Linked DNA regions of Mus musculus: all the other regions are linked to region 1. The links are chromatin loops, found by intact Hi-C in ENCODE. Cell type or tissue: left cerebral cortex. All regions are shown on one strand. Region 1 holds the start of Cxcr4 (chemokine (C-X-C motif) receptor 4). Region 2 has its middle 97 kb from the start of Gm23056. Region 3 has its middle 17 kb from the start of Gm23902. Region 4 has its middle 91 kb from the start of Cxcr4. Region 5 has its middle 61 kb from the start of Gm23056. Region 6 overlaps Dars (aspartyl-tRNA synthetase). Region 7 overlaps Dars (aspartyl-tRNA synthetase).

Region 1 (4,000 bases):
AGCTCTCCTGCCCCGCCCACGAGAGGAAAGGACAAAAAAAAAACCTCGGAGGAAAAAAAGTAAAGCCCCCCCCAACCACAAACAAACAAACAAAAACCCAAGCCAAAAAAACCCACAACCAAACCAAACAAACAAATCCTCCATTCAAACAAAGAAGTCACTCTCAAAACTGTGTGCGGTGGTATCCAGCGGCGTGGGGTTAAAGTCTGTGTTGAAGGAGATGGGATTTCTGTATGAGGATTAGCCAAAGGAGGAAGGAAAGAAAGAAAGAAAGAAAGAAAGAGAGAGAGAGAGAGAGAGAGAGAGAGAGAGAGAGAGAGAGAAAGAAAGAAAGAAAGAAAGAAAGAAAGAAAGAAAGAAAGAAAGAAAGAAAGAAAGAAAGAAAGAAAGAAAGAAAGAAAGAAAGACGGAGCTTGACGGTGGGGGTCCCCCAAAGACTCTTAGCTTTTTAGGCGCAAAACCTTGTTTTTCTCACGTCTGTCTAACACAAACTATTACATTTCGAGTCATGCGTAGTGAAGAAAGCTGGATAATGTGAAGGTCTTTGGGGGTTTAGGGTCAGCAGAGTGTTAGAAAGGAGCAAATAGCACTCCCCTACTTCACCCCGTGCGGCGCTTCTCTGGAAGGTGGGTCTCTCTTGCCAAACCCATGTTTATCACTGGGTGGATCTGGGACGTTAGAGTCACACTGTCCTGGGTGGGGAAAGTCACGGGGTCTGTACCCCGTGGTTTTCGCCCCCAAGTTTCACTTCCTCACTTTCCGGTCGCTTCCCATCCTGCAGCGGACCCAGTTAGTTACTGGAGTCCGAGGTAGGCAGCAGGAGTGGTCCAGACCGTGCGCACCCCGATGTCCGAGTCACCCACCTAGGGGCTGGCACCGTTGCCCATCATACCCAGGTCTACGACCAACACACAGCGGTTCTAGGGGTTCCTCCTGGCTGCGCGCCAGGATCGTTCCTCCGGGTGCGAGCGACAGATTGGGCTGCTCCAGCGCGAGCGCCTTTGAATTGCGCGCCGCCGGAGGAAACGGAAAAAAAAAAAAAAATCACCAAAGAACAAAACCCTCCCTAAGCGAGGGGGTTTCAAAAGGCTCAGGAAACCACCGACGGTTAAACACTGGGGCTCAGTCAAACAGTCTCCGAGCTTGCACCTGTTCATCCCTCCGGCGACCCGGCACAACCCAGGTGCGGTCCCAACATGCCCTCCTGTCCCCAACCGCCGTCATGGCCAGCAGCATCATGGTACAGACTTATGACCCTTTCTCAGGAACGATCCTAAAGGCAAGCCCGACCTCGGGAGGTTCGTTTGCCACTGCGGGGAAGTGGCGGGTCGGATGCCCGCAAAGCGCTGCTGCTCCATCCCAAAGCGACGTTCTCTCCGCGGCTGCCGCAGTTTGTGCCCCCCCTCTAGGCAAGCGACGCGGCAGACTAGCTCACTTTTCCCGCCGAAGACGGGCGCTCCTCTGTCTGCACTATGGAATTTCAGAACCGCACTCCTAACTCCAAGAACCGCTCCAAGACGCTCCGGTTCGAAGCTCACCCAGAATGTAGTGCCTACGCGTGCCGACTAAAGTCTCTAAATTCACACAATGTAAGAAACTCTAAGAAAACTCCTGTTTTCAGGAGGACCAGACGATGGTCTGAGTCTTGGGACAGAGGGCAAGCCCTTCTCCCTTTTTCAAAAAACTGGGACGTTTGCAAACAGCGTGCAAGTCGGCGCGCGCCGCGGGACTCAAGGGGGAGGGAAACAAGAGCAACCTTAGGAAAGCTCCATCTGAACCCGTCCCACTCAACTTACTGGCAAAAATATTCCTATCTTCCTCCCCCTATAGCCATGTTCACACACATAAAAAAAAATTAGTTCCCGCTCCTCCTTGTGACCCTGACACCCCTCAAGGTTTTAGTTGCTTCAACCCGCTCCTTAAAGGGGCTGAGCTCTAAGTTCACACGTTTGCACGTTTACTATAAAGTAGGATGCAAGTGGACTTACACTCACACTGATCGGTTCCATGGCAACACTCGCTCTACAGCCGTGGTGGTTACCGGAGCACCAAACGCCTCAGAGGTTTCACTGCTACCTGCTGCACCAGGCAACAAAATTGAAGTTTCTGGCCCGAACCGGACTTTTATAAAAACACGCTCCCGGGGCGGCGCATGCGCAGCTCGGACGGGGCGGGAGGAGACTGGCGGGGGCGGGGCGCAGGGCGCGGGCAAACAGAAGTCCAAGAGCCACTGCTGTTGTGTTTTAAGTCAGTATGGGTCCAGAGCCTGGCCGGATAATGTTCTCAGAGTTGGGGAAAGCAGGATGCCAGCCAGGGTGTTTCTGCGGGTCGCGCATCCATCCTTACCCACGTGGATAGAATTTTAGACCTGGAGTTTACGGGTGGAGAACTTGAGACAAGACTGGGGATGGGGGTGTGTGACTTGGAGCCTGCCTAACCAGTAGGCGGCAATGTTGGAACCTCCGCCAGGGTTCTATACTCTGAGCTGTCAGGAGTGATTACTACCAAAACTCTTCCAAGCAAGTGTGTGTTACTACATATTCATATAATGACATTAGGGTCAGGTGTGGCAGAAAGCACTTGCGGACCCATCCAGAAGCAGATATACTCCCAGGAAGAAAGTCACAATAGTGGCAACAATTTCGTGAAGAGATTTGGGTGTGTGTGTATGTAAAATGATTGAAATGTGCTTTATTATAAAGAATTGAGCGGCGAGGACTTTGTGTAATCACATCCTAAGAAATCCGCACAGAAACACTGGTTCATTTTCATTTCATAAGCACATAGGGGGATGCATCTAGTTAACAGATAATTACAGAGTCCCAGCTGGGAAGCTAGCCGCGATTCATGCGCAGTCAGTGGGCGCTCCACGAGCTCCAAGAGACCAAATGGAGCAGCCTGGGACTGCAAAGCCTGGCCTGAGCCCAGAGCTTTCGCTTCATGCCTATCTCGCGTCTCCCACGCAGAACACTAAGATGGGAAGTCTTAGTGAAGAGCTAGTTAGGTCAGGTTGGGGGCGTGGATGGCTAGGGAATCTCAGACAGGCTAAGGTTGCAGTGGGCGCCCAGACTGCTTCCCAGGCTCGCGCGGGATCCGACCGGCGCCGAGCCTGGGCTAGGCGGGGAGGGAGAAAAGGGTGGGGTCAGAACCAACCAGACCTCCAGCCAGAGACCGCGGGATCCAATGCCGGGGGCACTGGGGGTGGTGAGACATCCGGCAGCAGGAGCCTGGGTTGCTATGCAACCCAGATACCGCCCCCACCCCCTCCTGGAATGGACCAAAGGATAGGCAGGCCCAGACTGCGCCCTCAACTCCATCCCCGCCCCACTTCTCCCGTTCCTTTTTTGTTTGTTTGTTTGTTTGTTTGTTTGTTTTGTTTGAGGCAGTTTTATGTAGTACAGGCTGGACTCAGGCTCCGTATGTAGTTAAGGATGACCATGAATTTCTGATGATCCCGTTTGTCACCTGCCTAGTACTGGGATTACAGTTGTGTGCCACCACGCCCAATTTTCGTGCTGATAGGGCTTAAATCAGAGCTTTGTGTAGGCTAGGCAAGCAGTCTACTAACTGTACTATCATTTGCACCTCCTTCTTTAGCTAAGGAAGGCTTTCGGTTGGAAGTGCTGGGGAGCTGTTTTACAGCCTGGGAACTCGTCTCTCTCCATCTTCCTGTATGGCCTGGGCACTCTCCTTCAAAATGTGCTGTCAAAGTCCTCTTCTGCCCTGCACTTATGTGATCCAGAAAAGCTAAGGATGAAATTAGGAAGTGCGACCCTCAAAAACTGCTAAGTTAAAAGCCAAGAACTTCCACAAGCACTTTTAATTATATCCAATCATTACTAAAACATAGGCTCATATTTCCATAAACTAGTTAGGACAGACAGAAGAGCCCGTGGACCGGAATATCAGACCCATTAAAAGAGCGCTGGTGTTCAAGATCGGTAGCAGCAGGATGGTGAGCTGTGTCTAGCCTCCAAATTCCTGCATTCCCAAAGGCTAA
Region 2 (4,000 bases), 200 kb after region 1:
CCATCAGCCAACCATCTATCCATCTAATCCATCTAACCAATCATCTTACCCACCTATACAAACACCTACCTATTTGCAGGAATGATTTGTCTTTAACAACCTTAATATTAAACTTTCCTCGGTTGAAAGAGTTTCTGGTATGATCCCAGGCTAACACGGTAGGTGTTTAGAGAGAACATATGGTAGATTTAATTATCTTCTGTTCTCTAATCTCAGAGCTAGCTAGGATAGATCTACAATGTCAGGATAAAAAGCAGACTTGAAGATGGCTCCCTCCGCTCAGCGTGCAGTCACTTCTCCTGACAACAACCAGAGTGTGATGTAACCTGCGTCTGTGGCAACAGAGGCCCAACCAGTGCGGTTGGAAAGCCCAGGTCTGAGCAGGTGTGAGCTCTGCAAGGCTTCTGCCCTGGGTCCAGCCGCTGACCTCCTCTTGGGGAGTTTTGGTGGCAGCTTCATCTGTGGTCAGGCCCCTGGGATTGTGGGTCTGGTCTTTCCTGTCATTACTTTCACTCTGAAGAAACAGTCTCTCAGAGAACTCAGTCGGCCTGGGAAAAACTAGCTCCTGTCTCAGAGACTGATTTAATCGCTTTGGGTAGAGGCTGGTCTTGAGGCAAAACAGTCCTTCTCACGTCAAACATGTCGGACATGTCAACCCACAGTTTCTCCACGTACATCTTGGGCTTTCTCAGTTTGGGTGTCTCGGCATCACCGGCACAGTCAGCCCACGAGGTGTCTGGTTGGCTTAGGTCTAGATGTGTCAGTCACTCTGGGCTTGGTGCCACCCCGGCTCAGGGTATAATCAAAATCTGCAGCTTAGTGGGACATCCTCCTGTTCCGGGTGACTCACTGTGACAGCTGGTAGAACTTTTGTTTATAACAGCACTGCCTACTCACACTGTCACCTCAACTCCTACAAGCCACTTCACAGGTGGCCTAACTTTTGGAGCAAATAACACTTTTTTCCCCCAACTGTTGCTCTTTTGTCTTTTTTTTCTAAAGTTACCTAAACAAAATTAAGCCACGAGAGTCCATTAATAAAAGGTTTCTATAACAAAATTATTGGCACACTGCAAGGGGCTACAGAGGAGAGTAGGAAGATCAATATTAGCTAGGATAAAATAGCAGGGCAGGCATTACTCAGGGGAAATTTGCTCTTAAGTCTGAAGGGAATATAGATTTGCACCTGGGCAGTCAATGTTAGAATATGATGAACTGTGTATTAGAATCAGTGGGCTGGTAATTATTTCAGGCGACTTCAGAGACTCTAAATGTGCTTGAAATAAAAAAAAAAAAAAACTAATGAACAAAAGCCTTGGCCAGATCCTTTCAGAAACCAGGAGCCAGATCGAAACCAGAAATTTAATTTTTGGTTTTGCACAAATAGAAACCAGAAACTAAGGGACACGGATCTATCAGATGACAAAAAGACAAAGAGTGTTTGGTTCATCCCTGGATGCCTTCAAGGCTACTGAAGTGGCCGATGGCTGCCTCAGGGCGGGAGGGAGTGGAGGATAAGAACGAAGAGCAGCCTTCTAGATGGGTGGCTAATGTGAAGCTATTGCTCTTCTTTTAGGCTCCGTCTTTTCTGGTCTCTTGGAAGCTTCAGAAGAATATGAGAATGGTTATGGAGCACAACAGAGTCTGGCCTAAGCGCTTCAATGTAGTAGGTGACAGTTGGCTCTCTGTCTTTGTCACAGGAGCAATTAACCTGCAGGCTGATGCAGCAGTGTAACAATCTGGCCATTGCTGGAGCAGTACACCGGCCTTGATACCGTTTGCCGGTTGTTGAGGTAGTGATCTTTTGATGCCTCTAGATGGCTCTCTGTGAGGAAACTTGTTCAGCCGCAGCTGTAGCTCTATAGTTGTAGCTCTCAGGATCCCAGGGATATGGAAGGGAACAAGAGGGGAGAGAAAAGGAATTCCCAGGTAAAAAATAATGTATAAGACACATGGGCATACAGGTTACCTGCTTGTACATAAACACACATGTACCGACACACACAAACACGCACATACCTATAGGCACATAAACACAACACATGTACCTACATGCACACAAATGCACACAAAGTATGGGCTGCAGGAGGCATTGGGTGAAGAGGCTAGCTATACAAATGATTGTATTTTTCTCTTGTTTGCTTGGTTTTTATCCACAGACATTACTTTCTCATATTTCATCATATCTCCAAAATTGTATGAGAGAGAGAGAGAGAGAGAGAAAGAGAGAGAACACCTTGGCTGTCATTCCTCAAGCATTGACCAACTTGGATTTTGAGACAAGGTGTCTGACATTTAAAAAAAAAACAAGGTATACTTTGAATTGATTTATTTTAATCTTGTGCGTGTGGGTTGGATTGGATTTCCTCAGACTGGAGTTACAGATGGTTGTGAGCTGCCGCATGGATGCTGGGAATCAAACCCTGGTCCTCTGCAAGAGTAGCGAGTGTTCTTAACCGACTGAGCCAACTCTCCAGCCAGTTTGCTCACTTTTTAACCTGAAACTCTCTGATTTGGCTGGTATGTCTGTCTGTCCAGCAAACCTCAGGAGTCTACCTTTCTCTTCCTCCTCAGTCCTAGGACTATAAGGGTGCACCACTAAGTGTGACTTTTAATGTACGTGCTGGACATCAGACTCAAGTCTGCAAGCTTGGACAGCCAGTACCTTGAAGATTGAACCATCTCCCTATCTCCCGGGAGAGCTTTGGACACAAAACATGATTGACAATCTAAGTCCCAGAAACCTCAGGAGCAAGTGGCAGGCCAGAGTGGCTGCCTCTGTTGCTTCTCTCTGGGTGGGAGGGGTATGGAGATTTCAAACACAGTTCTTTGTTCTCTTGTATGTTTTCTGAATCTTACAAAGGCGTATTTTCCTTGACTATAAAACAATAAATGCCAATAAAAATACCCAATGAAACAAAAGCATAGGTCTGAGTTGGGCCACAAGGGCCAGGGTGAATAGAAGGGGTCCCCGTGGTTCTCTAAGGGCCCTAGCAGGGCACATAAAGTAGCCAGTACCAGCACGTCTCAAGGAGGCAGCCTACAGCTAAAGCTTTGCAATCCAGCCCAGTTAGGGCTAGCCTTCCCAGAGGGCCATGTCCCTGTCTCAGCAGGACAGCTTGCAAAGGCTTCCTTTGGGGACTGAGGGAAGTGTGTCTGGAGCTGACTAAATGCATTAATGCTTTAGGGCTTCCTTGCTTTGTGTAGGAAATGGATTTATTTAAAGAAAAAAAAATCAACAATCACAACTCTAAACCTCAAACCATTTTCCTTGTGCCAGGGAGTTTCCCTCTAGTAAAAGACTCCTTTTGTGAGGCCCCAGATAAAAGGAATAATCCCTCTCCTGTTTGCCTTTGGCATAGATGTGGGGTTTTTCACTTGGGTGGTTTGGGAGTCTATGAGAAACCTGACAGGCAAAAACATATCCTGGAACTTGTGGCCAAGTTTGGTGGCTGGCAGTGTCATCCTTCACTGGAAGGACAGCCCAGACCAGCTGTAGGCTAAGCCTGGGTCCTAGAGCTTACATGCAGGCACTGAACCTCCTGCCAGAATGTCCTCCTACAGAGGCACAGGGCTCCCTCTCTGTGTCCTTTACACATGTGTTCAAAGGTCGCTTGTCCTTATATGAGGCCTCCCTTATTGAGAGGGTCATGTAAGGCCTGAGAACATGTGCTCAGACTCTCAGAACACGGGTAAAGCTGGACACTGTAGGGCATGTATCTAGAATTCCAACACTTCTAAAGAGGTGGGAGGCAAAGGCAGGGGGATCCCCTAAATGTTGCTAGCCAGATCACCCCCTGTCCCACACAACAGTGATGAGACCCTGTCTCAAGCAAGGTGAAAGGTGAGGACTGATCTCTGTTTGTTCTCTATGGCATGTGTGTATCTGTATTCCACACACACACACATACATATACATGTATATGTATACACATACATATACATAAACACTGAGACAGACAGACACAGAGACAGAGACAGACACAGACAAACATACACC
Region 3 (4,000 bases), 120 kb before region 1:
AAATCTTTTCAAAAGGTTGAACACATATGTCTCTAAAATCATCTTTCAAAGCTCCACATAGGCAAAATGTCGAAACTAGTTGCGGCGGGGGTGGGGTGGGGTGGGGTGGGGTGGGGTGGGGGGGCGATGTTTTGAAAGTTTAGCAATTAGTGAGAAAAATTCTCAGCTATAAGTGATTTTATTTTCACCTAGTAGTTATCATTATTTAATGCATTCTGGCTTTATATTATTATTTTTAGCCAAATAGAAAATAGCTCTGTGGGAGGGAAAAGGCAATGCTTTGCTTCTCTTCAGCCCCACCCACCTGCCTCAGATGGGCTGTGATCCCTCCGTCATCCTGGCTCACTCTCAGCACTGGGTAGAGCCACTGCCAACGGTGGTGCATCTGGCACAGCATTGACAAATATTTGGATTTCATACCTAACTGGCTGATATGGCAGCTGCTGTTTGAAGTAGAACTGGTTAAAAAGTTAAATGGCTAGTGAGATCACTCTCTTGATAACATGTTTTCCTTGAAGCAAGCATGAGGACATGTGTTCAATCAAAAAAAAAAAAAAAAAAAAAAAAAAAAAAAAAGGAAGAAGAAGAAGCTGGGTGTAGGATCTAGAGCTTGCAATCCCAGCACTGGGGAGGCAGCAACAGGCAGATCCCTACGGCTTGATAGCCAGCCTGCCTAGTTTACGTGGTACACTCCACAGCAGTGAGAGACCCTGTCGGAAAAACAGGATGGATAACATCTGGGAAAGGACAGCTGAGGCTGTCCTCTGGTCTTCACATACATACATACATACATAAGCGTTTACCAGTACACACGTGCATACACACACACATGCATATGCACACATACACGCACGCGCGCACACACACACACACACTCTCTCTCAATTAAAACAGATAAAAGATAGTCCTCTGATTCAGGTTTGATTCCCTCTTGTGACCTACATTGCTTCCCTGTGACTAAAGTTTTAACAACATCTTGTGGGAAGATGGTGAGGATAACGAGAGAAACAGAGATGGCTGGCCGTTTCCCATTTACGGTATACCTGGATTTCTATACTGCCTGTAAGTGCTGAGACACCAGTGGTCAGCAGGCAGATGATGCTGTGTGATGAATCCACGTATTCCCCACTAATAATACGATAGAAAGAAATAGTGAGCTTAGTGTTATCTTCACACCCTTATCCCTCAGCAAATAAGGAGTATTAATTGAGTGATATAACAACACTTTTATCCACGCTGAAGAAAAACCTCACAGATTCTCGGTGTTCTTTCTTCAAAGGGAGGAGACCCTTTCCTGTTTTTATACTCAATGGTTTCTAACTATAATTTGCAATTTCGTTTCCCAGAATCCAAATCTGATCCTGAACACGGAGTCACAGAGCGGATGGTGATGGGTTAAATGCTTGAGGCTGGAGGACAGAGAAGCATCCAGAAACAGTCTTCTACACTGTGCTCTTGACGAGTTGGCTGACACCAAAGAAAACCTTTCAGTCCTCAATGAATTCCATGGCAACTATAGCCTTGGAAACTTGAGAGGCATGGGGGCAGGGAAAGAGACCCCGCTGGGATGAAGATAAGATGACTGAACCAGGCTGCCATTTGATGCTTCGTGCTTGGGTTGAGAGTGAAGGGCGCCGGCGGGGGAGGACTGACTGCCCACATCAGCCACAAGGATGATCTCATACCAGCCAAAAGGCTAGCCAGGGGCTTGGCAACCAGCTGGCGGATGAATCAGGAGAGAAGAAGGGACTCTGAGACAGCACCTTGGTATTGGGGTGAGCCTAGCCAGGAGTTCTGGTCCTTCCTGGTATAGAACGCATCTCTATCCACAAAAGCTTTGGTTCCAAATAATGCCCATGCGTGTATTGTAACGCAGGCGCGGTGACTACAGTGGCTCTGTAATAGCCTTTTGTGTGAACGACAACAATGGAGGGGGAGAAATCAGGACAGGGTTCCCAGGGCAGACTGGCGGGTGCGGTTGTGTTTCCAGGCAGGCTGCAAAGTGAGCGGAGGATCTGCTCGTTGCCAGGCAACCAGACGCTGCATGCTTGCTCTTGAGGAGCGCCCTGAATGACTTCGGGAAAGCCAGAATCCAGCGTTCACAGGACTGGCTGGGGCACCAGGAAACAAAGTCAGGGGCTGAGGCAGTGGATACGTGAGGTGAGGGATAGGTCTTGTATCCTTAAAGAGGAGGTCATTAGGAACTCCCTTCTTTAAATCCTCTGAGTCAGTGCCCTGCTTCGGGCCTGCGTGTAGACTGCTTGCAGAAGTTCTTCCTCCTCTTGAAGCTTCCAGCCCAGATGTTGCACTCAATTGTCTGCCTATTGTGTGAAACGCGTCAGCAGTCCGAAACAAACAACAAAAACAAACCCGCTTCAAGTGGCCAGCTGAAACTCATTTATGTAGGCCGGAATATTTTCCAAAGTAGGACTACCACGCACCTGGAGGCCTGCTTTACAAAAACAGCTGCTAAGGCAGTGTGGTTCTTGGCTCACATGGAGAAGGACTAGGGAAAACGGAAACTTCGGAATTGCGAGAGGAAAACACAGGGGAAACACTTAAATGTACAGACAGAGGCAAGATATTCTGAAAGGGACTCGGCGAGGGAAATAAGCTCAAGAACTAACAAATAGGATTGTATGAGATTTTAAGGCTTCTGTACAGCGGAGGAAATAGTTACCAGAGTGAAGAGGCTGTCTAGAGAATGAGAAAAAAAAACTTTGTGAATTACACATCCGACAGTGGATTAATAGCCAGCATTAAAAAAAAAAAAATCGCAAGAATTAAATGTCCCAACCTCCGATCTCCCATTCAGTACATGGGCTAACAAAATAGGCCACTGCCAAAAGAAGAAACACAAATGGCCAACCAAGACTTGGAAAAATGTGTATATGTCCTTAAGCCATGGGGAAATGCAAATGAAAACTATGTTGATATTTCATCTCAAGACAATCAAACTGGCTAGTATCAAGGAGACAAGGACAACAAACGCTGGTGAGGTTGTGGAAGGAGGAGCCCTGTTCACTGTCAGTGGGGCTGGAACTCACTCTCCTATGGAGTCAGCATGCAAGTTCTTCAACACCAAAACAGAACCACCACATGACCCGTCTGTACCATTCCTGGCAGATACCAAAGGACCCCCAGGCAGAGCACCACAGTGATACTGGCACAACCCTGTGTATTGCTACACTGTTCACGATAGGCAGGAGATAGAACCAGCCTAGATGTCCATGAACAGATTAATGAATAAATAAAATATGATATATATATGTATATATATATATGAGTTTTACGTGGCCATTAAAAAAAATGAAATAATGGCTTTTGCGGGAAAAATGAATGGAACTAGAAACCATCTTCAATGAAATAAGCCAGGCTCTCATACCCAGGACCTAAACTTAAAATTATATATCTATGTATGTGGATAGGTATGTGTGCTTATATATATGTATTTTCAAGTTGTAAAACTAGAAAGGGGATCAGGGGTTTTGGGGAGTATGGGGGAGTAGAGGATGGCAGGGTGTGGGGGTTGGGTGGTACTTATCTTAATCTCAGCACTCAGGAGCCCCAGGCAGGTGGATCTATAAGTTTGAGGTCAGCCTGGTCTATAGACAGTCAAGGCTACACGGAGAAACCTTGTCTTGGGGGAGCGGGGGACGGGGGGGACGGGGGGCGGGGAGGAGAGAAAGAAAGGAAGAAAGGAAGGAAGGCAGGCAGGAAGGAAGGAGATCATGACAGGGTAAGAAGAGATCTTAAAGGAGGTGGGAAACAGAGACAGGGATACTTGTAATAAAAAAAAGGGGGGGGGGCAGGGCTACCTAAGGAAAGGGACCTAGTAAGAGTGGAGGAGGGTTGCCGGGAGGGGGCTGGAAGGGAAGGAAGGCAGTTGGGGAGGGGAATGGATAAGAACAAAGTATAACAGCTCAACTGGATGAAGATTCCTGGGCAAAACCAAATTCTTTGTATGCTAACCAGAACTGTTAATAAAAAGTAAATGTAG
Region 4 (4,000 bases), 91 kb after region 1:
AGTTGTGTAGCCCTTAGAAGAGCACTTAGCACACAGTGAATACTCAAGACTCTCTCAATATTAAAGTGAGTGCAAAGTTGCATATCTCGAGTCCCTGGCCTTGCATTGCTTCATGTCCCCAAGTCTTATCTCTGTCAAGGTTGTGCGTCCTTTGAGGTTTAAACTGTCCTTTGCTTTATCTTGGGGACTTGGAGATCCAGGAACTAAGCTAGCTATTATCTTCTTATTTATACGCTGTTTTTCTTTCCAAATGGTTTTGGTTGCCTTTGGTCTGACTGTGATGTCGTCTTGTGTGATGTTATTAAACAGCTGTAGAGGGCAAATGCCTCCTGCCTTTCCAAGGCTTGGGACTGATGGGGGTTCTACTCTAGAGATCTCAAGTCTGCAGGTGCCAGTCACAGTGGCATCTCATTAAAATGCAAATGGTAGATCAGGGGCTCAGGGATGGCGAGGAGGGTAGGTTTCTTTTCTAATCTGCTGCTAGATGTTGCTGACCCATCCTTTCATTCACTTCAGCAGGAACACAATTGCTCACAGCGGGACTCAGTTCAATAGCTGAGTGTGTGTGTGTGTGTGTGTGTGTGTGTGTGTGTGTGTGTGTGTGTGTGTGTGTGTTCAGAGGACTATTTGCAGGAATCAGTTCTCTCCTTCCACAATGTGGGTGCTGCTAATGAAACTCAGGTGATCCTGTTGGAAGCAAATGTCCTTACTTGCTGAGCCTTCTTACCAACCCACATCTTGCTTTCTGACTCATATTCTCTCACTGAACCTGCAGTTTACCAATTAGACTAGGCTGGCTCACCAGCAAGCCTCAGGGATTCACCTGTACCCTTTTCTCCAATGCTAGGTTACAAGTGTATGGTACCGTGCCTGGCTTACTTTTTAGGTGGAGTCTGGGAATTGAACTCGGTTCTTCACGCTTTTTAGCGAGCACTTTACTGACTGAGCCTAGAGGCTTCCATAGGTGTATCAAAGGCTAGAACTTTCACATGCCCACTGCAGCATGAAACGGGTTAGTTTCAGGAAAGGAGCTAGGTTTTTTAAATGTCTATTGTGTCACTACTCTGACACAACCAGCAACTCTCCTAGGAGAACCATTGAAGGGTTTTGTTGTGTTTTGGAGACAAGGTCTCAGGCTGGCCTTGGATTTGTCAGGTACTGAAGGATGACCTTGACCTTCTGATCCTCCTACTTCTACCTCCTGGGTGCTGAAATTATAGGTGTGTACCTCCGAAACTGGGTTATGTGGTGTGGGGATCAAACCCAAGGCTTCAAGAACGCTATATCAATACTCTACCAGCTGAGCCACACTTCTAGCCTCATTCCAAGGTGAAGGAGTTAACTTTGGAGGGCTTCCTGTGATCTCCCTGAAGCTATTGTTGTTTAAGTAGAAGGGTAGAGGGGGACGGGTTATGGATGGAGACGGTAGGGGCTCTTATCCTTGGTCTAAAATACCTCACTTCCTGGTGAGATGTGGCTCAAAAGATTTTGAGGGGTGAGAGTTGGGAGACACAGGCAGTGAGGGGCTGGACTATCTCTCTCACAAAGTATAAGAATTCAAATATAATTGAGTACCCCTGGGACTCATCCATCCCTTTCCAAAGGCCCCCATCTGGCCAACAGGAGAAATTCATATTCTTCCTATTAAGGTGACCTTAACCCTATTTCCAGCAAATGAATAAGTCTGGCCTTATTATGCCAAGAGAGCACAGCTCCTCCCTACCTGCGTTCAGCTCCAGAGCGTCTGGCATTGACATCCTGGGTCGGGAGAACCTCAGCTCATTGTTGGTTTGAAATCTCCCAGCATGCTCCAGCTCACCCTTCTGTTGTCGCCCACGTCTGACCAGGGTGGTAGTTACTCATTCAAGCAGGCGCCTTCATCACCATTACTGTGTCTTTATTTTTATCCTCTCCAATGCCTGAAATAGTCAGTTAATTAGCTGACTGGGAGCACGGCAATGGTGTAAGTCAGGCCCTGTTTTCTTCCAGAACTTAGTCTTTCCATCAAAGTAGGTACTTAAAAGTGTTTGCTGAGTCGAACTGGCTGCCCGAAGAATGATAACTATTTAAGTTAAATTGCAGATCATTCAGGATGTTTTCCCTCTGTGTTTGGAGATCAAGCAGTTCAGCTTTCCCACTTAAACTCACTGTGTAAATGTGAATGAACTGGCCTCTCCTAGGTTCCCACTCCTTCAGGGTGGGAGTAATAATAGTAATGTGTTTACCATTCATTACGCGCTAAGCTCTCTTCTAAGAACTAAATATGTGATAATTGCTTATCGCTGACTTCTTAGAAGGTATGCGTAGATAAATACAAGGAAAATACTCTCTGTGTTACTTTGCCCACTGAACAAGTATTCCCACATGGCAACAATTGTTACGATGAACAGCACAGTTTTTGTCCAGGATTAATGTTGGTTTTGAGATTTTTTATTTATTTATTTTTTTTGTGTCTGTTTTCTGTTGAAATTTGAGACAATGTTTGGGATATCTTTGAGCCGAACACCCCTGCTCATCACTATGTTCCAACTACCCATGTCTGCTCCTCTGAGCTGCTCTTCTCAATATGTCCTCTCATCAGCTAGCCCAGCATATTCAGTGATGAGTGACAAGAGAGATGCTGTCTCACACAAGGTGGACAATGAGGGCACGCATCTGAGCTTCTCCTCTGTATGCTGTGACCAGCATTCATCTGAACTTAACACACATGAACAGATGTGAAAACACATAAAGACTAAGAAGACAAAAATTAATTACCTTCTTATTCTCTGTTCCCGCCCCCCCCCCAAACCATTCCCTTCTGTTAATTGTGGTGACAGAAAGGGATAGATATTCCAGGTTGCCTACTGTCTTTAACATTTCACAGTATACTTAATCTTCCAGCTGGTGCTAACCAAGTGTTCCCAGCTGGGTAGAGGGAGATATTACATTACATTGCCAAGGTGTCTTAGCTTTACAAAGATCCTTTTACTTAAGCACTTCTAACTTGCCACCCCTGCAATCTTTGGCCTGGAACTGGAACTGACCAGAAGTTTCAAAGCTAGTTTTGAAGGGAAGAATGGACGTTTTATTTTTATTTATTATCTTATTCATTCATTCATTCATTCATTCATTCATTCATTCATTCATTCATATACTTATCTATTGACTTGTGTGTACATGTGTGTACATATGCACATGGGTACATGTATGTGTAGGTGGAGATTCATGTGGGTGTGCATGCATATGAAGGCCAGAGGACCGCTATCAGTTTTCAGATGTTGTCTATCTTAGTATTATTTTTTTACATGGGGTCCTCAAAGGCCTGGAACTGACCACGTAGGCTACAATGGCTAGTCAGTGAGCCCCAGGGAGCTACCTGCCTCCACCTCCCCAGTGCTGGGATCGAAAGCAGTCGCCACTATGCCTGGCTTTATACACAAGTGCCGGGATTCAACTCTGGTCTTCATGCTTGTAAGGCAAGCACTTTACTGACTGAGCTACCTCCCCAGCCAGGCAATCATTGGATGCTTTCCTAGTTTAAGCTCTAGTATAGACCTCAGAGTCATCTCTGTGGGTAGGGAAGGTAGACTGGCCAGTAGCAAGCCTTTTGAAGGGAGGGATGCATTTCTCTTGGAATGTCCCTAGAGCTCAGGTCCAATGAGCAAATAAATATACAGGGAGAAAGAACTTTACTATTCCATTATTTGAATAACCATAGCAGAAGTGATTCACATTTTAAAAGTTTGAACTTGTTCAGTTCTTAGCAACTGTCGATTATAGTCATAAACAGTTGCAGATTTGAGGACATAAATCTCCCACTTTAGGGACTCAAGTGTTTATGTCGGGGTGGGAAGCCGTGGTTTTACAGGAGGGAAACTCTTGGCTGAGGTCCTTGAAAATGTGGATGTGCTTTTCCAACTGTATGTACAAAGGATTGGGAAGGAGGTCTTAATACCGAAACACTGGAATGGGAGGGGCAACTGAGGATAGAGATGTACCACTGAGCCTAGCATCTCTG
Region 5 (4,000 bases), 230 kb after region 1:
ATTTTCAAAGTATTCACCTCCACACCAGTGGTCCACTGTCTAGGCAGGTGCTGGACTTGTAGATTTAACCTAACTTGGACTAATTTCTTTTCTTTTTTTTAAATGGTGTTTGAGGTCTTGGGTGATGGCTCCATTGGTAATGTGCTTGCCTTACAAGCATGAGAACACAAGTTCAATACTCAGAACCTGTGTTAAAATTAAAGCATGGTAGTGTATGCTTGTAAACTCAGTGCTAGGGAAGTGGAGACAGGAAGCTTCTTGGGGGTTCCCTTAGCCAGCTGGTCTACCCTATTTAGCAGGTTCCACAAGAGATCCTCAGGAACATTAAGGTGGGTGGCTTCTAAGAGATGACAGTGGAGGTTGTCCTTCGGCCTCCAGATTTATGTTTATTCATGTACAATGTGCCTACACATACATGGACACACACACGTACACAAGCCTACACATACATGAACATACACATGTACACAAGCCTACACATACATGAACACACACACGTACACAAGCACACCTTCGTATGGAACCCACACGGGCTTTTTTCTTGTTATTATGCCATCAATAATAGAGCATAAGAGTTATGCACACAGCGTACACAACCTATGGTGTGCGTATGTTAGAAACCAGCACAGCTTTCTCATGCCACTGCTACTTCATAAGATTTGCAGCAATAGGTTGGGGTGGTTTGGGTTTGGGGAAGAGCTCTTGGGTGATTCCAGTGATTAGTGGAGTCTGCAAACAGCAGATGTCGTCAACGAGATAAAGGAAAGGCCCATATAACATTCAGGGGTTCTGCAACATGGCCAGTGAAAATGAAAGCAATTATCCAGAGAATCCCAGCACCAAAAAACCTCCTACATTTTTATTGGGATTATGCCTAACTTTCTGAAGCCTCGGGACAGGAAGCCCAAGTGCGTCCACACGCAGCTCCCGTGAGAGACGGCTGAGGTGGCAGTTTGAGCAGAGGGGGTGGCAATTGTGCTTTCTGGATGGTTTTGCTCCCTGTGGCCGTCACCCACTCTGGACATGCTGACAGCTCCCTCATTTCATACATGCTTATAGCTCATTAGTTTTCCAGCCCACAAGCTGTGAGTCTCCACTTTGACATGGAAAACACTGCCTGTTATTTATAGTGTGCCATGTTTGGGCTGGCCATCAGAAAATATATATTGAAACAATTTTCCACTTGTTTAAGTTTCTCCTCTCCTGTGGATTTTAGTCCTCTTTCTTTCTCCTTCCCCATCCCTCTTTCTCTGACAGATTCTCAGTCTGCAGTCTGTGCTGGTGTCAAATGCACAGTCCCTCTGCCTTAGCCTCTTGAATGTGTCCCCATGCCTGGCTCGAAAACTTCAATACATCTTTTAATAATATCTCATTTCAGGTTACTATCACTTGCATTATAACAGCCAGATGTCTTATCCTCATGTTTTGGGGGTCCACAGATTTACTTTTCCGCTGCATTGTTTCCCATACGACCAGTTGGCTCCGTGCTTCCTAACTTAAGTGTGGGAACTTTGGTCCTGCCTTTAGAGACCAAAAGGAATGCTTGCAGCCCCGTTTTGGGTCATTGTTCTAGGCTCTGCATTTGCTAAATGAATTTGTTTAATGCCAAGTTTCCCGGGAGAGAAGCTAGCCTATTTTAGTCCATCAAATTCATCATCTGCTTTTTATTGTCCTTGTGGATATCAGTGGGTTTAGAGGCCAACGACCCAAGTTACTCGAACGTCAATTGAGGACTGCCATCTAGTGGCCGGGCAACCTCTGTAGCTAATGATGTCTGTGGAACAACCTGCCAGAAAGGATCCAATTCTACCTGCTCCCTCGGCAGAGTCTTCTGACAGGCTAGATGCACCTTCCATTTCTGCTCTCTGATTCTTCAAAGTAACTGCCACAATGCCAGGGTAGCGACCTCCCTATGCCTTGAAGGAGGAGAAGTCATTCTCGTTCTGGTTGTAGTTATTTTTGGACCCGCCTTTGGGCAATGGTTTGAGCCAAGTTTTGAGAGGTTTAAAGCAAAAGTTTTAATACTATGCAAGGTAAGACAGAGGCTTGCAGTGGGGGCGGAGTCTCACCTGCCCAGCACTGGTTTTCTTTGATCTTCCTTCCTTCCTTCCTTCCTTTCTTTCTTTCTTTCTTTCTTTCTTTCTTTCTTTCTTTCTTTCTTTCTTTCTTTCTTTTAAAAAACCCTTTTATTTGAAAGATTTGTTTTATTTTTAATTATGTATATGTGTGTGCATCTGCTTGAGTGTGTGCAGATGAGTGACAAAAGAGAATGTCAGGATCCCTGGAGCTGGAGCTACAGGTAGTTGTGAGCTGCCCTTTATGGGTGCTGGAATCTTGGGTCCTTTAAAACAGTGGCACACACATGCATGTGTACACACACACACACACACACACACACTCTTATCTCCGTTGTTGGGCTCTCCTTGGTCTGGAGATGACTCAGACAGGAGTGACTGGCCAGTAAGTCGCAGGCATCCCTCTGTTCCCACTTCCTCAGGGCTGGGAGTACAGATGCATGCCACTGTGTCTGACTTTTCTTTTCTTTTTAAAATGTTTCTGGGAATTAAATTCAGATCCTAAGAGTTAAGTCAAGCACTTTACTGACTGAGTCACCCCCAGTCCCTGGGTGTGGGCTTGCTAAGTGTGACTCCTGCACTAGCAGCATTGATATTGCCTGTGACTTGTTAAGAACTCGCAGCCTCTTGGTCCCGGCTGGATGGGAAACTCTTGGGAAGAAGCCCAGAAATCGGTCGGAGTCTTAGCTGCTCCAGATGAACACTCAGCTTACAGCACTGTGCTGGGGAAAGGAGTCGGCTCTGGGCCCCAGGGTCCGACTCTGGGCAAACGGGAAGTAGATGGTCTCCAGGGTGCATTTGGTTCTCCACAACCCTCCTTCCTCTTCAGGGCCCTTTCCCTGTGCTATTTACCCAACAAACAGCATACCTTTATTAGGCGGATGCTACAAGCAAGCCATTGCTTCCAGTCGTGTAGAGAAGGGAGATGCTCAGAGAAAGGGACAGAGGACTTAGCTGTCATGACTTTGTTTTGTATGTGTTTCCATATGTCCAGGAGCGTGTGGAGGCCAGATGTGGTGACACAAACCTTTAATCCCAGCACTTTGGGGACAGAAGAAAGGAGATCTGTGAGTTTAAGGCCAGCCTGGTTTACATAGTGAGTTCCAGGACAGCCAGGACTAAATAGGAGATCCTGTCTCAAAAAAAAAAAAAAAAATCCAAACTAATTTTTCAAAAAAAATCTTTTGGGGAGTTAGGGGAGGTGTCACGGTGTCCATGCGGAGGTCACAGGACAACTTGTGGGAGTCAGTTCTCTTCACCAGGTGGGTCCTGGGCTTGTCCTCAGTAGCTAGGCTAGGAAAGAAGAGCTTACACCTGCTGAGATCTCACCCGCCCTCTACCTTATTTTGGAGACAAAGTGTTTTACTGACTTGGTGAGACTGGCTGGCCAGGGGTTCCCAGTGTTGGCATTACAATGTGTGGTGCCAGGCCCAGCCTTTTCTGTGGGTGCTGGAGATCTGAACTCAGGACTTTATACTGTCATCCCCCTTTACCCCCCATCCCCGCTCTCCAACAGTTGCCTAGGGGATGCCTCTGCTGCTCCCAGGACTCTGTTTAAAGAGAAGATCAGCAGAAGTGGGGTTTGATGGAGAACGTAGTACAGGTTTTTGGGAGATGAGTGTGGCTTCAGAGCTGCTTGAAACCTTTATAGCCTCCTGCCTGCAGCACTCAGGAGACATGCTTTGTTTTTAATTTTGTTTTGTTTTTTGTTTTGTTTTTCTAAATTGAACTCTAGTCCATTATAAAAAGATTAAAACAACATGCTGCGATTTCACCACCCAAAGGTTAGGCAATTCAAAAGCCAAGAGTCGACGTGTGCTTATTGAAAGGCCTTGGGGAAAACTGTCAATAGTTCTGGAAAGTTTGGCTGCCCGTTCAAAGACCTGTTTCATGCTCTGCATCAACCTGCCTGGATCAATACGGCC
Region 6 (4,000 bases), 180 kb before region 1:
ATAGGTTTCTTCTGAGAACATAGAGATACATAAATCTACATGATTATTCTGTAACATTGAACAAATTACAAGTTATTTCAGATGACTTTCACTATTCAACTAAATGCTTCTATATTCTACAGGCAAGGAAACTGAGCTAACTACCATGGAAACTTCAATCATGCAATCACAAAAGTGCTAATCAAGTGTTTACTAGTCAGAGTACAGTACTCTTTGGGGTGGCCCATCTACAGAGTTCTTTCTGCCAAAGGACATTTTAAAGAGCACACAGATTAGCAGGATAGCTCCTGTTGCATTCCACTTCCCCACTCACTTGTCCTCTGCAATAGTCCTACGTTTTAAATCTTCAAGCAATTTTACTTTTGCCAGTAAAATGCCACCTTTTAGTAAGTCCTGTAACCAATTATATTTTCAGGTATGCTGACCGTTTGCTTCCCCTCCTTTCACATAGAGCTGTCATTTCTTATTCTTAACCTGAGAAATATTACTTATGCATCCTGTGTCATCCATCCCTCTTCTTCCAGAGCAGGTCATTTTAAATCTCTGATCAAATTCTAGAAAACTATTTCCTCATAAAGATGAATTAATCTTTCCAAGAGCACTTGTCTTATCAGACTATATGTTTTATATAACACCACAAGGGTATGATTTTTTTTTTATTATTATTTTATATTAAGAATTAACCTTGGGAGAAAAAAAAGAAGCAAAAACTGGAAGTAAATAGTCACTACTTTCAACATACAGTATTTTAAAATGTGTACCACAGTGCAAACATGAATTTAAAAGACAGGTTAGTTAGGCATTTTGGCCCACACCTTTGATCCCAGCACTTTGGAGGCAGAGGAAGAAAGATCTCTGAGTTTGAGACAAGCTTGATCTAGAACTACAAAACAAAAACAAATAAAAAAAATTTAAGATTTAAAGAGATAGATTGCAAGAAGAATGTCAACAGAGATATAATTTATTGACCTTGCAGTCACATAATTGGCATATTTTTATCATGAAAAAGGACACTAACTTTTCCCTCGTATTTTACAATTTGATTCACATACAAGTTAAAATTAAACAAATTCAAAGGCATTGAAGATACTGGATGATAAAAATGACCCCAGAAACGTGCACATGATCAAAAATAAAAAAAGACATTATCTAAGAATATTATTATACTATATACACTATAGAACCCACAGCTGGATCTTGTCCCACTTAGGACACAATGTATGGAGAAATGGAAGGTGGTGTGCTTATTATAAACCCAGTGCAGGCTAGGAGGAACCAGCATTTTAGCTGTTGTAGTTCATACAAAAGCAGCCCAGCCTTCCCTGCATTATAAAGCTGCCCAGCAATACAATACAGCTCTAAACCAGCACAAAGGACTCTGAATGGAGAGGTCCAAGGAGTTTACAAAAGGGTCAACACTAAGGATTAACACTCCACCAAACCGTTTGATAAGAGTAAAAATCATTGAGACCTGTTTTTTGTTTGTATGATTTACTGGATGGATTTTTTTCAAGTCAGGATTTCTCTGTGTATCCCTGGCTGTCCAGGAACTTGCTTTGTAGACTAGGAACAGGTCTGGGATTATTAAAGATATGGGTCACCACCATCTCAGGAAGACTTTGAACTCTAAAGATCAGGGACAACATCCTATCACTTCTACAAAGAGTTCTCACGGGAAAACTAATAAGCCACTGTGGGTCTCTGTTCTTCTTTTGCAAAATGGAGACTAGCATACTTCTCAAAGGTTTACTTTCCTTAATATAAAGATTTATAATCTATGGTCTGGAGAGATGGCTCAGTAGTTAAGAGCACTGACTCCTCTTCCAGAGGTCCTGAGTTCAATTCCCAGAAACCACATGGTAGCTCACAACCATCTGCAATGGGATCCGATGCCCTCTTCTGGTGTGTTTGAAGACAGCGACAGTATACTCATATACATAAAATAAATAAACCTTAAAAAAGTTTACAAGGCAGGTGTGGTGGTGCACACCTCTGTGCAGGCAGAGGCAGGCGGATTTCTGAGTTCAAGGCCAGCCTGGTCTACAGAGTGAGTTCCAGGACAGCCAGGGCTACACAGAGAAACCCTGCCTCAAAAAAACAAAAACAAAACAAAACAAAAAAAAGTGTGTGTGTGTATCTTGAGGATGATATATTTAAAGGCAGAGCCCCTTAATGCTATTAATTTTTTGTTAATAGTATTTCTAATATTGGCAGCTTATTTGAGGGTTGCTTATCATTCCTGTTTTGTAGGTGGATAACTATATACAATTTATGTGGAACGCTGAGTATATGATGATAAATATTCAGTAAACATTTTCATGATAAAACTGATCAAACTGTATACATAGTTCCAATTTTGTTTTTGTAAAGAAGTATTTTAAGTGGGTAGAGAGATGGCTCAGCAGTTATAATTGCTGCTCTTGTTAAGGACCCAGGTTCAGTTCCCAGAACCCACATGTCAACTCATAATTCTCTCTAACTCCAGGTCCAGGAGACCCAACAACTTTTCTGATGGCCTAAACACTATTTATATGTGTTACATATATATACATGCAAACACTCATATACACAAAATATTTTTTTGAATTATATAAAAAACAAGTATGTTAAAATTGATAAGCAAAAACATCAAAATGTGGCTGGTAACTGCTGATAAAATAACAGGGAACTTTGTTCTTCTATTTTTCTATAGTTTTAAAACTTTCTATAGTCTGGGCATGCTAGTATACATCTTTACTCTCAGCACCCTAGAGGCAGAGTCAGGTCAACACTTATGAGGTCAAGGTCTACTTTTTCTTTACTGTGACATTTTAGGCCAGCCAGTAGTACATAATGAAACTTTGAGAAACAAAACAAACAACAAACCACCACATATACACAAACACACACACACACCCTTTCTATAATAAAAATCTTTCTTAATTAAAAAGATTTTAAAAAATATGTACGTAGCCAGGCAGTGGTGGCGCACACCTTTAATCCCAGCATGTGGGAGGCAGAGGCAGAGGCAGAGGGGCAGAGGGGCAGAGGGGCAGAGGCAGGTGGATTTCTGAGTTCGAAGCCAGACTGGTCTACAGAGTGAGTTCCAGGACAGTCAAGGCTATACAGAGAAACCCTGTCTCAAAAAACAAAACAAAACAAAAATGTATGTAAAGTATGCACATATGTGTGGGCTGGTGTGCTTCCCTATGTAAGCACATGTGGAGGGCAGGATGTCTTTCCTTAATAGTAGCCCCCCCCCCCCCCCCCCGGAAAGTCACAGGACAACCTGCAGGAGTTGTTTCTCTCCTTCTGCCATATGAACTCTCAGGATGTAACTCAGACAGTTTCTGAACCTGAAGCTTGTCACTCTGACTATACTGGCTGTCCAGGAAGCTTAGAGGAACCCACCTGTCTTCACCTCTACCATCTCAGTGCTGGGGTTCTAGGTGTATGCCAGTGTCTGGCTTTTAAGGGTAGGTTCTAGACATCTGAACTCAGGGCCTTATGCTAAAGCAACAAGCACTTTACCCACTGAGTGGTCTTTCTAGGCAAAAAATAAAAATAAAAAGTAAAAAAAATTTAAATTATATAATCATAGATAAGGCAACAAAAGGAAAGGTCAGGGCTAAAAAGAAAACACACTCAAGATTCACCCTTGAGAGTGGGATTCAACACACAGAGTAATGTGGGAGCGTCTAGGAGTTAAACACAGAAGGAAACAAACATCCCAAGATCTGACACATCTGCTACTGGAAAGACACTATTAAGGGGCAAAGTACTTAAAAAAAAGTTTAATATTCCTTAATTAGGTAAAATCCTAAATCTCTTCTACTAAAAACAAAAACCAAAATGCAACAAAAAAGGCCACAGAGCAGGAAGGAGGGGCTGAGCAGTGAGAGTCCCCTTGAGCTCACTCTGCCCTAATCCTAAATTGGAAGACCAGGTCACCAAATTGCCACATCTGTGAAGGCCAAGACCCAAGCACCAGGCTGCAGAGAGACTCTAAACAAAATCTACC
Region 7 (4,000 bases), 220 kb before region 1:
TGGCTCATGCCTTTAATCCCAGCACTTGGGAGGCAGAGGCAGGCAGATTTCTGAGTTCGAGGCCAGCCTGGTCTACAAAGTGAGTTACAGGACAGCCAGGGCTACACAGAGAAACCCTGCCTCGGAAAAACCAAAACAAAACAAAAAAAAAATCAGGCAGAGTTTAGGATTCTGCTGATTCAGAAACAGGAGGCAAACACTTTACTAATTATATAAAATAAAATAAAATCTAGTGGGTTAACATTAGAAGGTCTTGCCATTAAATAGTCGTCTTTCCTATTACTCCACAAAGGTTTGTAATATGACAACCAATACACCCAAGTCTTTAATTAAACAAATAAATAATGGGCTTAGAATCAAGTACATTTTCTGGGTTAAAAAAAAAATCAATCACCTTCTGCTTCCACATATCTCGTTATGTACTGTCATGATAATTTAACTATTTTGACCAGGAACTTGTGAATAAAATGTATATTGACAGCAGTTTAGGTAACAAAATATGGAATATTGATAACATATAGACATTAGTATTTTATGCCCAGTACTGTATGGGGTGATTTAGAATGTTCCTTACCCTTGTTATCATGGTGATTTTTAAAGTGCACTTGATCTTAGCCAAAAGGCTGAGAAGTGATTGTGATTTTTAAAGTGAAGTAACATTATGAACAAAAATCACAAGCAAAAGTCAGGTATGGTGGTTGTACTGGCTGGTTATGTGTCAACTTGACACAGCTGGAGTAATCACAGAAAAAAGAGCTTCAGTTGGGGAGATGCCGCCATAAGATCCATAAGGCATTTTCTCAATTAGTGAGCAAGGGGGAAGGTCCTCTTGTGGGTGGTGCCATCTCTGGGCTGGTAGTCTTGGGTTCTATGAGAGAGCAGGCTGAGCAAGCCAGGGGAAGCAAGCCAGTAAGTAATATCCCTCCATGGCCTCTGCATCAGCTCCTGCTTCCTGACCTGCCTGAGTTCCAGTCCTGACTTCCTTTGGTGATTAACAGCAATGTGGAAAGTGTAAGCTGAATAAACCCTTTCCTCCCCAACTTGCTTCTTGGTCATGATGTTTGTGCAGGAATAGAAACCCTGACTAAGACAGTGGTGCACACCTTTAATCTCAGCACTTGGAAGGCAGAGGCAAGTGGATTTCTGAGTTTCTGAGTTCTAGGAATGAATTCCAGGACAGGAAGGGGAGAGACCCTACCTTGAAAATAAAAAAGCAAAACAAACAAAAAACCAGGGAAAACTCTCCACATTCTCTTTCTTGTTCTATATTACTATTTTCATAAGATAAATTAGGTTCTATGCCTCTAAGGCTGTTCGTTCCCTCCCTCCCTCTCTCTATATATAGTTATTTGAGACAGGGTTTCTTTTTATAACCTTGGCTGTCCCGGATTTCATTATATAGACCAGGCCCCTGCCCCCTGAGTGCTGGGATTAAAGGTGTGCACCACAATGCCTAGTCATAAAATATTTTTAAAGACTCATTTACTTTTATTTTATACACATGACTGTTTTGCCTGCATGTATGTATGTATATGTATGTGTAGTACATGAATACATGGTGTCCTGCCATGGATCCCCTGGAAGAGGAACTACCAATAGCTATAAGCCATCTGTACTGGAAGCCAAATCTGGATCCTCTAAAAGAGCAGCAAGAGCTCTTAAGTGCTGAGCTCCAGTCCCTGCCCCCCAATATATGTATGTATATAATTCATATATTATATATGTTATTATAATATATACTATCTACCTATCTCTCTATATAATGTACTTGCTTGTTGTGTGTGACTGTTTATCTACATGTGTTCTGCAAGAACGGCAAGTATTCTTATCCACTGAGCCATCTTTCCAGATCTCCTTTTCATTCATTTTGAGGCAAGGTCTAAGCTGCTCAGGCTGGCTCAGATCTTACTCTGAAGTCCAGGCAAGCTTTGAATTAGGAAACCTCTTGCTTCCTGAGTACATGGGATTACTGTCCTGTGCCATCAGGTTTGTCTTCCTACATTTGTCAACGGGTTACAACTAGGGGAAAAACTGCAAAGTTATAGACAAAATTATTAAAGCATAGGCAAACAGATTAAATATAACATTTTAATTTTTATTATGTAAAATATTATTATGCAAAATGCCAATGTATTAAGAGTTATCAGCTGGGTGAAATACATTAAACCTAAGCATTAAAGTTGAAAGAGAAAATATCAGAGACCAACCTTAGATCTTCCTCATCGTCCATTTCAACTCCAGCTTCTCTAAGCATTGCCAAAGCCTCGCAATACTCCAGTCTTAAAGTTGGCTCCAAAAATTTGAACGGCTCACATGGGAACTGTTTACTCACAGTTTGAATTTCAGTCTGAAACCTGTATGTTCAATGCTTTAGTTAATAAAATGTTCATTAAATGCTTCTTCCACAAGAGGTCACTATAAGCAATACACAATTATCAGCGACTGAACCAAGAAAAGCATTATCAATTTGTTTAGCATTAACATACTTAAAACATTTCAGTTTCATGCTTTAAAAAGAAGTTACAGTAGCATTAGAGGATTAAAATTTTTATTTGCAATAATTATCAGCTAACACTGTTGGAAACACAAAATAGCCATTTGGAGAAGCATTAAAAAACCCAACTTTTTAATCCTGAAACACTTCTTATACATGAGGACACTAATGCAGGTCTGCCTTGTTCGCCCATTCCCACCATGCTGTCTAAATTATTTCAAGAACACTACTTCTTTCCTACTGTGATATCCCTAAGGTCCAATGCCTACCCTACACATAGTAGGACAAGAAAAATGGTAACTGCAGAGTTGTATTTCTGTTGTGAAGGATGCTGTCTTGTTTTTTGAGTCCCTGATTAGCCTCACGCTTGTGATGCGCAATGTCACTGTCTCAAAATGCTGCAATTTTAAGGTATAAGCCATTATACCTGGCTCAGAGATATTTTAATAAGATTTAGAAAAGCATCTTTTTGGCTAAAATATTTATCGATGAAATGACAGGAAACTTGCTTCAGACAGAGAAGGAAACGGGCATAGCATGTATTAGTGCCAGGCATGGTGGCGCACGCCTTTAATCCCAACACTCAAGAGAGGCAGAGGCAGGCGGATTTCTAAGTTCGAGGCCAGCCTGGTCTACAAAGTGAGTTCCAGGACAGCCGGGGCAATACAGAGATAAACCCTGTTTCAAAAAAACCAAAAAAATAATAAATAAATAAATAAATAAATTAGCTGTAGACTGGCAATACCAAGTTCATGGGATTTGCGAGGTTTAATGTCCCTAATTTAAACATGTTTTAAAGTAAGGGCTGGAGAGATGCTTCCGTGGTTAAAAGCACTCTTCTCTTGAAGAAGACCTGAGTGCAGTTCCTAGTATCCACATCAGGTGGCTTGTAGCCACCTGTAACTGTAGTGTCAGAGAAATTGACACCTTCTAGACTCTGAGGACACTTGTACTCACAACATATACACAAACCACCCCCACATATGCATTATAAAAAGCAAAAATAGTCTTTACTCCCATATGGGATTACAGGTGTGTGTCACACCTGGCAGTCACTGATTTGGAAATGACTGCTGCTTTGACTGTTTGTGTCTACTCTCTCCCAACAGTTGACAGGTTCCATCTGCATATTGTCCTGCATCATAAACATGAGTGGGATACAGCACAAGCCTGACAGTCCAAATTACAAGGGACAGAATAACAAACAATTTCTTTTTTTATATCCGAGACAGGGTTTCTCTGTGTAGCCCTGGCTGTCCTGGAACTCATTCTGTAGACCAGGCTGGCCTCGAACTCAGAAATCCATCTGTCTCTGCCTCCCAAGTGCTGGGATTAAAGGGGTGTGCCACCACCACCCGGCTTAACAAACAGTTTCTAAACTATAATAGAAGACTGTTTTTCAAACTGCTGCCTGCCTCCCCAACAAACAAACAAAAACAACAACACAAAACCCAAAAAACTACAACTGTTTTGAAATTAAGGTCATTTCAGGATATTAAATAATTG

What was found. Hi-C counts contacts between places; a loop is a spot of excess contacts. Peaks named below come from ENCODE experiments on the same cell type or tissue, not always from the same donor. Only the 100,000 strongest peaks of a DNase experiment are listed, where the experiment ranks them.
Region 2: it touches region 1 in a loop (9-fold over the local background); 4 of 42 quality-filtered maps call a loop at or near these places.
Region 3: a loop joins it to region 1, with 2.3 times the contacts of the local background. A loop is called at or near these places in 8 of 42 quality-filtered maps.
Region 4: it touches region 1 in a loop (2.1-fold over the local background); 3 of 42 quality-filtered maps call a loop at or near these places.
Region 5: a loop joins it to region 1, with 3 times the contacts of the local background. A loop is called at or near these places in 34 of 42 quality-filtered maps.
Region 6: a loop joins it to region 1, with 2.0 times the contacts of the local background. A loop is called at or near these places in 9 of 42 quality-filtered maps.
Region 7: it touches region 1 in a loop (2.7-fold over the local background); 17 of 42 quality-filtered maps call a loop at or near these places.

The regions. Positions count from the first base shown.
Region 1 is chr1:128,590,201-128,594,200 of GRCm38, forward strand. Cxcr4 (chemokine (C-X-C motif) receptor 4) reads right to left here and starts at 2,099. Exons shown (of 2, transcript NM_009911.3): 1 at 1,989-2,099. The coding sequence starts at 2,009. In left cerebral cortex, a CTCF peak has its summit at 2,424 (motif pointing right); DNase peaks (open chromatin) are centred at 954, 1,408, 2,391, 2,893 and 1 more place; H3K4me3 peaks cover 2,903 bases.
Region 2 is chr1:128,786,659-128,790,658 of GRCm38, forward strand. No RefSeq gene overlaps it. Among named protein-coding and RNA genes, the nearest start is that of Gm23056, 97 kb to the right of the region's middle. In left cerebral cortex, a CTCF peak has its summit at 1,803 (motif pointing right); DNase peaks (open chromatin) are centred at 795 and 1,742.
Region 3 is chr1:128,470,625-128,474,624 of GRCm38, forward strand. No RefSeq gene overlaps it. Among named protein-coding and RNA genes, the nearest start is that of Gm23902, 17 kb to the right of the region's middle. In left cerebral cortex, no CTCF peak of the experiment used is centred here; DNase peaks (open chromatin) are centred at 2,015 and 2,420; H3K4me3 peaks cover 635 bases.
Region 4 is chr1:128,681,295-128,685,294 of GRCm38, forward strand. No RefSeq gene overlaps it. Among named protein-coding and RNA genes, the nearest start is that of Cxcr4, 91 kb to the left of the region's middle. In left cerebral cortex, a CTCF peak has its summit at 1,601; a DNase peak (open chromatin) is centred at 1,856.
Region 5 is chr1:128,822,675-128,826,674 of GRCm38, forward strand. No RefSeq gene overlaps it. Among named protein-coding and RNA genes, the nearest start is that of Gm23056, 61 kb to the right of the region's middle. In left cerebral cortex, a CTCF peak has its summit at 1,756 (motif pointing left); a DNase peak (open chromatin) is centred at 1,748.
Region 6 is chr1:128,405,681-128,409,680 of GRCm38, forward strand. The region is part of intron 3 of Dars (aspartyl-tRNA synthetase); the gene reads right to left. Among named protein-coding and RNA genes, the nearest start is that of Dars, 9.7 kb to the right of the region's middle. In left cerebral cortex, a CTCF peak has its summit at 1,926 (motif pointing left); no DNase peak of the experiment used is centred here.
Region 7 is chr1:128,369,933-128,373,932 of GRCm38, forward strand. It overlaps Dars (aspartyl-tRNA synthetase), which reads right to left. Exons shown (of 16, transcript NM_177445.5): 11 at 2,208-2,354. Among named protein-coding and RNA genes, the nearest start is that of Mcm6, 12 kb to the left of the region's middle. In left cerebral cortex, CTCF peaks have their summits at 2,407 (motif pointing right) and 3,350; no DNase peak of the experiment used is centred here.